2 separate regions of the Homo sapiens genome follow, and region 2 is linked to region 1. The links are chromatin loops, found by intact Hi-C in ENCODE. Cell type or tissue: HepG2. All regions are shown on one strand. Links, peaks and the distances in the headings refer to the core of each region. The heading gives the core; the rest is flanking DNA.

Evidence for each region. Hi-C counts contacts between places; a loop is a spot of excess contacts. Peaks named below come from ENCODE experiments on the same cell type or tissue, not always from the same donor. Only the 100,000 strongest peaks of a DNase experiment are listed, where the experiment ranks them.
Region 2: a loop joins it to region 1, with 2.1 times the contacts of the local background. A loop is called at or near these places in 1 of 110 quality-filtered maps.

Annotation. Positions count from the first base shown.
Region 1 is chr7:138,095,546-138,100,742 of GRCh38, forward strand. It overlaps AKR1D1 (aldo-keto reductase family 1 member D1), which reads left to right. Exons shown (of 9, transcript NM_005989.4): 4 at 2,321-2,398. Among named protein-coding and RNA genes, the nearest start is that of AKR1D1, 22 kb to the left of the region's middle. In HepG2, for the core only: a CTCF peak has its summit at 1,995 (motif pointing right); DNase peaks (open chromatin) are centred at 858 and 2,026.
Region 2 is chr7:138,475,143-138,480,339 of GRCh38, forward strand. All of the region lies in intron 1 of TRIM24 (tripartite motif containing 24), which reads left to right. Among named protein-coding and RNA genes, the nearest start is that of TRIM24, 17 kb to the left of the region's middle. RefSeq lists enhancers at 3,903-4,463, 4,464-5,024. In HepG2, for the core only: no CTCF peak of the experiment used is centred there; a DNase peak (open chromatin) is centred at 2,289.

The sequences.
Region 1 (5,197 bases), core at 471-4,470:
ATGGAGTCTTGCTCTTGTTGCCCAGACTGGAGTGCAGTGGCATGATCTCGGCTCACTGCAATCTCCGCCTCCCGGGTTCAAGCGATTCTCTTGCCTCAGCCTGCTGAGTAGCTGGGATTACAGGCGCCCGCCATCATGCCCGGCTAATTTTTGTATTTTTAGTAGAGACAGGGTTTTGCCATGTTGGCCAGGCTGGTCTCGAACTCCTGACCTCAGCTGATCGGCCCACCTTGGCCTCCCAAAATACTGGGATTATAGGTGTGAGCCACTGCGCCTGGCCAAATTAGGAACAAATTTAAGAGCATAATGGATTTTGTCCAATTGCTTGATTCCCTTCTCAGTCTGTTTTGTGCTGCTATAAAAGCATGCCTGAGGCCTGGTGCAGTGGCTCACACCTGTATTCCCAGCAATTTGGGAGGCCAAGGCAGGTGGATCACTTGAGCCTAGGAGTTCGAGACCAGCCTGGACAGCATGGTGAAACCTGGTCTCTACAAAAAAAATACAAAAAAATTAGCTAGGTGTGGTGGTGCACACCTGTAGTCCCAGCTGCTCAGGAGGTTGAGATGGGAGGATCACCTGAGCCTGGGGACATCGAGGCTACAGTGAGCCATAATCATGCCACCGCACTCCAGCCTGGACAGCAGAGTAAGACCTTGTCTCAAAAACAAACAAACAACAACAACGGAAAAAGAATGCTATCATTCAGAAACATTTCCTTTAAAAGAAAAAAAAAAGAATGCCTGACACTGGGTAATAGATAATAAACAGAAATGTATTGGCTCAAAGTTCTAGAAGCTGGAGAGTTCAAGACCAAAGTACCAGCACCTCACTAGAGCCTTCTTGCTATGTCATCACATGCTGGAACGAGGAAGGGCAAAGAGCACAAGAAAGCACCCCTCCTCGTCTGAGCCCTTTTTACAATGGCATTAATCCACGACTGAACAACTCCCATTAGGCCCCACCTCCCAACACAGTTGCACTGGGGATTAAGTTTCCAACACATGAATTAGGGGGGACACATTTAAACCACAGCAATTCCCAATAAGAAAATCCCTATTACCAAAGTCAACAAAGACTTTCATCCTGCCAAATTCAATAGACATTTTGTCTTCCTATTATTTGATCTCTTTCAATACAGTTGACTACCACCTTCTTCTGTAAACATTTTCTTCTCATGGTGTTCGTGACATCTCATGACCCTCTCATGGTCTTTGGCAGCTTCTTCTCTGCCAGCTTCCAAATGTTGTTATGCCCAGTCCTCTACCCTCAATATTCTTGTCTTACTAGCTACACTCTCTCTATAGGTGACTTAATCCAATCATGTGGATTTAATACCATTTTACATGCTAATGACTCCAAATTTTATCTGTAGCCATGACCTCTCTCTGAGCTCTTGACTTCTCTGTTCAACTGCCTCCCTCAATATCCACTTGAATGTCTAGTGACCATTTCAAAGTCAAAATATCCAAAATGATATTCTGGATTCCTAGCCCCAACCTCAAGAAATGGTTACCACCAACCACCCAAGGCATCTGGGATCATCTTTGATTTCTCCCTCTCCCTCATTCCCACCACCCCACCTCATTTCCAAGCCAACATTAAGGCATGCTGGCTCTACTACTCATTCATGTGCTAATCTGTTCCCTTCTTTTCCTCTCTACTGCAGTTGCCCCAGTCCCAGACACCATCAGCTCTCCCCTATTGCATACAGCCCGTTAGGTTGATTTCCCCAGAAGCAGACCCTGAGATGAAGAGAATGCATACAAGAGTGATTTATTTCGAAGTACTGTTAAGGGAGTGGGGAAATGTGGCTGAAAAATAAGAGGTTAAGCAGATGTGAGGTAGAAATCAGAGTCCTACAGAGAGCAACTTAGGCTAAATGTCACAGAAAGCTCTGGAGACAAAGTTGTTCACATCTCAGAATTACACAGTCACAAGGCAAAGAAACAAATATTGATACTTGTAACTTTAGTTCAAAGGCTGTCCCAGCAGGGGGAGCAGGGTGTAAATTCCTGGGCACATCTAATTGAGTAGATACACAAGTCCCAGTAGCCTGAGGTCTGTCCTCTAACAGATGCAGGTGTCAGCTGTACAGAGTGAGAGGACAGTGCACACAAGACAGGTACTGGCATCCCAGGAAGCATGGGCAGGTGTCTTAATCCAGCTGGGCCGCTATGACAAAATACTTTAGACTGGGTGATTTAGAAACAATAGACATTGATTGCTCACAATTATGAAGACTGGGAAGTCTAAATTCTATTATTTAATTCCCAGATATAAATAAAATGAATTACATTTATTCTTTTTTTTTTTTTTTCAGCCAGGAGATGAAATATACCCTAGAGATGAGAATGGCAAATGGTTATATCACAAGTCAAATCTGTGTGCCACTTGGGAGGTAAGTTCAAATGTGCTTCTTATTTTAAAAGACGATATTTTTAAAACTGTGATCTGATTATTCCTGTCATATTTATGGAGAGAGATGCACCCTTTACTTTCAATGAAAAGTAACAGTCAGAACAGGCATTCCTAACCATAAGTACAGGTATATGAAATCTCCACTTCTGGGTACTAAATAATTCTTACTTTTGTTTTGCTGGAATGCCAAAGAAAAGAGAGAGGGGTGGAAGGAAAAACAGTGTAAACAAAATATGTTCTAATATAAAAGTAATTAAAATATATGAATAAGATAAATTCACAAATCAAAAAATATATATCAAGTTGTTAATATGATGCCTACAAGAAACAAACTTAAAATGATACATAAAAAAACTGAAAAACAGGCCAGTCGCAGTGGCTCACACTTGTAATCCCAGCACTTTGGAAGGCCAAGGTGGGCGGATCATCTGAGGTCAGGAGTTCGAAACCAGCCTGGCCAATGTGGTGAAACTCTGTCTCTACTAAAAATAAAAAAATTAGCCAGGCGTGGTGGTGGGCGCCTATAATCCCGGCTACTCAGGAGGCTGAGGCAGGAGAATTGCTTGAACCTGGGAGGCAGAGGTTGCAGTGAGCCGAGATCATGCCACTGCACTCCAGCCTGGGCGACAGAGCAAGATGCCGTCTCAAAAACAGGAACAACAACAAAAACCTGAAAAGCAATTCTGTTTTTTATTTCTGGGAAAGCTGCTGGCTCTTTTCCCAAGATCACAAGAGTAGACAACTATAGGAAAATAATAAATAAACCCTTATGGATTCGTGGTGGGGAGGGATATTTTGAACTTGTTTGCTTAGAGGTGGTGTGGCAGCTCCGACCTAGAGTAGAAGTCAACCCAACAAGCAGGAAGAAGATAATACAGGAGAGGATCGGTTGGTCCTTTTGCACTTCCTTCACCCCTGCCATAGCCTGGGAACAAATGTTGCCGCACAGGTGGAAACTCAGGACTCAGTTGTAGAGCAGCCTTGAGATTCTGAACTTGTGAAAAACTGAGGAAAAACATAAGTTACCCACTGACCTCTGGCAGTTTTTTTTTCCCACCGATGTGATTCCAAACTCCAAAAGTTTGGAAATTACACTCTGGTAAGTACCTCTTTCTATATACTTGCCTGTGAGGCAACAGCTGAAGGTCTGAGCTGTGGAGTTGTTTCGAGGGGCGAGGAGGAATGATTTATTTCCCAGTGCCCGGGGCTCTGTCCAAAAGAACACGCAGTCACTCCCGACCTCATTGGAGGGAATCAGGTTTGGACAGTTGGACATTTTGAACATTCTGTTCTAAGGGACTGCCTAACAGGATAGCCAGTATCCCCAGGAAAAAATGATTTCACAGCCCAAAGTAATAAGGCATTTGTTTCACAAGAAGACAATACATCTCAATTACTGATCCAATGTAAACAGAACAGAGAACCAGGAACTTCTAAATTAACCAATTAATATATTAGAGAACATAAGAAAAGATATTAGCAATATAAAACGTGAACAAACAACATTTTAAAAAACAAGCTAAAATAAAAATTAAAAAATAAAAACACAATGCAATTGGTTGGGATAAATAGAAGAAAATGGTCAAATTGAGATATCAGAATGAGGAAATCTCTCAATATGAAGAAGAAAAGGACAAGAATTTTTTAAAATATGAAAGAAAAGCTAAGAAATTCAAAGAATAAAATTAGAAATTCCAATATCCACACAACTGGACTCTAAGAAAAAAGAAAGAAGAAAAAATAAAAGGAAACAAGAAGGTGGGCATAGTGGCTCATGCCTGTAATCCCAATGCTTTGGGAGGCTGAGGCTGGAGGATCACTTGAGCACAGGAGTTCAAGACCATCCTGGGAAACATAGTGAGACACCCATCTCTACAAAAAAGAAAAAAAAAGGGGGGTAATAGTTAAAGAAAAAAAAAAACACGAAGATCTTAAAGGGACCATGGAGCACAAAAGAGGAAAGATGAGGAATATCACGGGTGAGGTGACCTGTAGTCCCAGCTACTTGGAATTCTGAGGTGGGAGGACCACTTGAGGCCAAGAGTTCAAGGCCACAGTGTGCTATAGTCATGCCTTTGAACAGCCACTGAACTCTAACCTGGGCAATATAGCGAGATTTCATCTCAAAAAAAAAAAAAAAAAAAAAAAAAAAAAACATAAAGAGAAAATGTTAAAACTTCCAGAGCATAATAAATAATCCAATAAAGAAGGCAAAATGGAATAACAAAAATAATCAATCCAAGACAAAGCAGAAAAAAAAAGAAAAGGGGCAATAAACAGATGAGAAAAGTAGCAAATAAAGGGCAAGATGGGAGATTTAAACTCACTAATATCAATAATTGCAGTATATATAAATGGTCTAAGCACCCCAATTAAAAGGCATAGATTATCAGAATGGATATAAACCAAGTCCCACTATACATTATACACAAGAAATCCATCTTAAATAAAAAGTCACCAACAGGTTAAAAGCAAAAGTCTTTCAAAAAGCAAAAGGATAGAAAAAGATATATTAGGCTAACACTAGTAAAAATAAAGCTGCAGTCGCTATTTTAATATCAACAAATACTTCAGAGCAATGAGTATTACATGGGATAAAGAAGATTATTATATAATGATAAAGGAGTCAATCCTAAACATCTATGCCCCTAATAACAGAGCTTCAAAATACATGAAGCATCATCTAAGAGAACCGAACAGAGAAAGAGAAAAATCCACATTTATAGTCAGAGATTCTTTTTTTTTTTTTTTTTTTTTTTGAGGCGGAGTCTCGCTCTGC
Region 2 (5,197 bases), core at 445-4,444, 380 kb after region 1:
ACTACTTTAAATAGATGCTGTGTGTTGTGGTATGGGAATGGTGAGGGGGGAAGAATGGAGCTAATTTCTATGTTGCTTATACTAGGGAATCAAAAGATAGTATCTAACAAAGAGAGGACTTAAGGATATTATATAAAGATAACCATTAGGACAAAAGCCCAAACCTTTCTAGATAGCAAAAGAAGTATTGGCAGGGGGAAGGAGGTGGTGGGAAGGGTACAGAAAGGAGAGCAAAAGAAACAAATACAATGAAATTATATATTCTCACTGTGACAGAATTGAGACCATATAGTGATATTAGTAAATGGGCTTAACTGGCCTATTAAGAGAAAAAATATTTTTGGGTTAACATAGCAAAATCCAACTCTGTGGTTTTGTTTTCTTTCGTTGCTGTTTTGAGTCTGAGTCTTGCTCTCTCGCCCTGGCTATAGTGCAGTGGTGTGATCTCACTGCAACCTCCAGGGTTCAGGCAATTCTCCTGCCTCAGCCTCCCAAGCAGCTGGGACTACAGGAGCGATGCACCATACCCAGCTAATTTTGGTATTCTTGGTAGAGATGACGTTTTGCCATGTTGGCCAAGCTGGTCTCGAACACCTGGCCTCAGTGATCCACCCACCTCAGCATCCCAAAGTGTTGGAATTACAGGCGTGAGCCACTGTGCCTAGCCCAACTCTGTCTTTTATATAAAAGATACATCTGCAAAATCGAAAAACTCAAAGATTAGGAGGTTGGGCAAAGATATGCCAGACAAATATAATAAAAAGGGGTTATTATAGTTATTTTGCGCAAGGTAAAACTCAGGCCAGAAATCATTAAAGAGGTAGGACACATTATAAATAATGCTACAAGCTGCAGTCTGTAATGAAGATACGTTATTGGGTGCATGGATATTCATGACAGCTTTCATTTAAAAAAAAGAAGCTTCAGGAGAGTCATTAAGAGTTAGGAGCATATTAATAATAGAAGACCTAAAATCCATCTCAGTTCAAGATAGATCAACTGGACAAAAACTTCAGTAAGGCTATTGAGGACCTAGATTAACACAACTGAAAGGTAGATCTTAGGGTCATCTATTGCATATAAGAGAATATACATTTTTGTAAATGCGCATGGGATGCTCATGAAAGATGATTATTGAGGTACAAAGAAAACTCTTAAAAATTTCTCCCAGGCCGGGCGTGGTGGCTCACGCCTGTAATCCCAGCACTTTGGGAGGCCAAGGTGGGTGGATCATGAGGTCAGGAGTCCGAGACCAGCCTGACCAACATGGTGAAATCCTGTCTCTACTAAAAATACAAAAATTAGCCGGGCATGGTGGCGTGCGCCTGTAATCCCAGTTACTCAGGAGGCTGAGGCAGGAGAAATGCTTGAACCTGGGAGGCGGAGGTTGCAGTGAGCTGAGATCATGCCACTGCACTCCAGCCTGGGCGACAGAGCGAGGCTCCGTCTCAAAAAAAAAAAAAAAAAGAAATTCCCCCAAAATAGGTACAGCATTATACTTTGACATTATACTTTTTGGGTGAAACTGAGGAAAGGAAGATAATCCATTATATTGCCGGTGGGAATGCAGAATGCTAAAACTGGAAGGGAATTTGGTAATATCTAGTAAAATGCAAATGCATTTCCTCATTGACCTGGCAATCTCCACTTCTAGGAATGTATCTCAGAGATACAAATGCAAAATAATAAAGTGAGGCGTGCACAGTGTTATTTGTCTGTAGCACTGTTGATAATAATAAAAGATTGATATGACCACCAATAAATGACTGGTGGAATAAACTATGGTATATTACTGTGCCGATGTAAAAAAGGAATGAAAAAGATATGAATACTGCTGTGGAGTGAATTCCATGATGTACTGTTAAGTAGAAATCAAGGTGCAGAAGAATGAGTATTATATGCTACCCTTTGTGTCTCTGTGTGTGTGTGTGTTTCTTAGCTCTATCCACTAAAAGGATCTAAAGCAACAGTATCTCCATGACAATAAGAAAAAGAGAAAATATGTGCTTATATTTACAAATAAACAACGGAGGCCAGGCATGGTGGCTCACACCTGTAATCCCACACTTTGGGAGGCTGAGGCAGGAGAACTGCTTGAACCCAGGAGGCAGAGGTTGCAGTGAGCGGAGATCAGGCCACTGCACTCCAGCCTGGGAGACAAACAGAGACTCCACCTCAAAAAACAAACAACAGAAGAATAAATAATTAAAAATGACTGCTAGCGAGGCAAGAAAAAGTTGGGAAGGAATTAGAGAAGAAAATTAGACCTCTGTAAATGTAACTGGTTCACAGTATTGACTTTGGAACTATGTAAATGTTTTATGAAACTGAACAAATATAAGTAACTCTCCCTGCTTCCCCAGCAAACAAAACAAATGAACGTTGTTCTGTATCAACCAGATAGTTTTACCTACATAGTAAAGGATTTTTGAAACTGATTTTTAAATCACAATATTGATTGTGCATTCCTAGTATGCTATATTGTAAGCACAAAAAAACTTATATTGCATTCAGTGGTGTGTTTTTAGTGGTTATGTTGGTATTTTGAAACTATTCAGGTTTCATGTGAGGTAAAGCAAGCAGATACTTGTGGTAATATCATTAGGCATAGAAATTCTCAGGATAATGATGAAGGAAAGCTCCAGGATGGCAGCTTGCAGCAGGCTTGAAAAGGTTTGGAGCTGGATGAAGGACTTCATATTTCAGAGAAGGATACATTTGAGGGCACAAATGTAAAACTGTTTGATTAGCTGATATATTTGAACATATTGAAAAGGGTTTGCAGTTCTGTCGGAAAGTTTGCTGCTGATTTAGTGATAAATACTTAAAAACTAAGCAGATTTTTAAAATGCAGGCAATTGATAATTCGAGAATGAAATTGCTTGAGAAAGGAAATACTGTACTATGCTCTGCACCTCAGTTGTGAATATTATTAAATGTTTATAATATATAAACATGTTTTATTTATCAGATTTCCAACTAAAATTATAAATTTGTTGGAAAACTAATAGAAATAAATGTCAGGAGGATAAGGAGGGAAAGATTTTTTGATGGGGTCTTACCTACATTTTCCACTGTAAGGCTGGACAGGTAAGCCTTGTGGTTTATAAATCTTGGAATGTTGTAATTTAAAAAGAAATTGGTTTATGTACTAGTATAATTAAAGGAAACTGAGAAGTATATTGATTAATATTATAGGTCAGGGTAAATTATTTTGTTTTGGGCACAGTGGTTCATGCCTGTAATCCCAGCACTCTGGAAGGCTGAGGCAGGAGGATCGCTTGAGACTAATTCAAGACCAGCCTGAGCAGCATAGCAAAAACCCTGTCTTTTTATTTATTTATTTATTTTTGAGGCAGCATCTTACTCTGCGGCCCAGGCTAGAGTGCAGTAGTGCAAACACAGCTTACTTCAGCCTTTATCCCCTGGGCTGAAGTGATCCTCCTACCTTAGCCTCTTGAGTAGCTGGGACAACAGGTGCATGCTACCACACCCAGCTAGTTTTTGTTTATTTTAGAACTCAGGGATTCATGAATGGGCAGTATCAGTTGAGCAAGTGGCTCAGTGCTCCAAAGAAGGGGCAGGAGAGGGAAACTTTGATAAGGTGTTCTTGGCATCAAGACAGTAGAAAGTACCTAGTTAGAGGCTAGTTGGCAGTTTCTGATTCATAAAGTCACTAGAGGTTAGTTGGTGGTTTCTGATTAGTTAAGCTTAAGTTCACTTTGAGTTTGGTTTCTTTTTGCTTAAATAGGAACCCAAGGTGCTGTGGCCATCTCAGCATAGTGGCCTTCCAATTCATTATTTTAATAGGGATTAAGAAGACTAAAAGTTAAGGCTCCATCCTTGACTTTTTAAAAAAGCTTAATCTTCCCTTAACAAATTCTGTCAATTCTCCTTTCTACATCTCAGAAATCGGTTGCCTTCTTTTTATCTTCATTTCCTGAGGTCATTTCAGCTGCTTCCTAATTGTCCTTCCTACCTCTGAGGGTGCCTTCTCATTTTTGTTGAAGAGGTCTCCCCACCATGAACTGAAAACTTAGGATGCTTAAGCTTTTCAAAAAGTGTGAGGGAAACACATGTACAATTAACATATTAAGTGAATAATTATATAACCACCACTTAGATCAAGAAACACACATAGCCAGTAACCCCAAAAGTTCCTTGTCTGCTATATTTTTATCACTCCTTCCCTTTCCCTTAGAAGTTAACCGTTTGTCCAACCTTTTTTTTTTCTTCTTCTTCTTCTTTTTGACAGGGTCTTGCTCTGTCACCTAGGCCAGAGTGTAGTGGTGCAATCAGGGATCACTGCAGCCTTTATCTGCCAGGTTCAAATGATCCTCCAGCCGTAGACTCCTGAGTAGCTGGGCGTGTGTCACCATGCCTGAATGAGACGGAGTTTTGCTCTTGTTGCCCAGGCTGGAGTGCAGTGGCGGGATGTTGGCTCACCGCAATCTCTGCCTCCTGGGTTCAAGCAATTCTCCTGCCTCAGCCTCCCAAGTAGCTGGGATTACAGGCATGTGACGCCTGGCTAATTTTGTATTTTTTAGTAGATATGGGGTTTCTCCATGTTGGTCAGGCTGGTCTCGAACTCCCGATCTCAGGTGATCTGCCTGCCTTGGCCTCCCAAAGTGCTGGGATTACAGGCGTGCCACTGCGCCCGGCATTTATTTTATTTTTTAATTTTATTTTTTTTTGAGACAGAGTTTTGCTCTTGTTGCCCAGACTGGAGTGCAATGGTGCGAGCTCAGCTCACTGCAGCTTCTGCCCCCGGGTTCAAGCGATTCTCCCACCTCAGCCTTCCAAGCAGCTGGGATTACAGACATGCGCCAACACCTCCGGCTAATTTTTGTGTTTTTAGTAGAGACAGGGTTTCGCCATGTTGGCCAGGCTGGTCTCAAACTCCTGAACTCAGGTGATCCACTAGCTTCAGCCTCCCAAAGTGCTGGGATTACAGGTGTAAGCCACCGCACCCGGGCCATGAATTAAGTTTTTAAATTTTTTTTTGTAGTGACGAGGTCTCACTTTTACCTAGGCTGGTCTTGAACTCCTGAGGTCAAGCAGTCCTACCACCTCAGTCTCCCAAAGTTCTGGGAATACAGGCGTGAGGCACTGCACTTGGCCTGCCCCACTTTTATGTTAACAATTCCTTCATTTACGTAATGGTGAATGCTGTAACCTAGCTTTGTCTGTTTTGGGA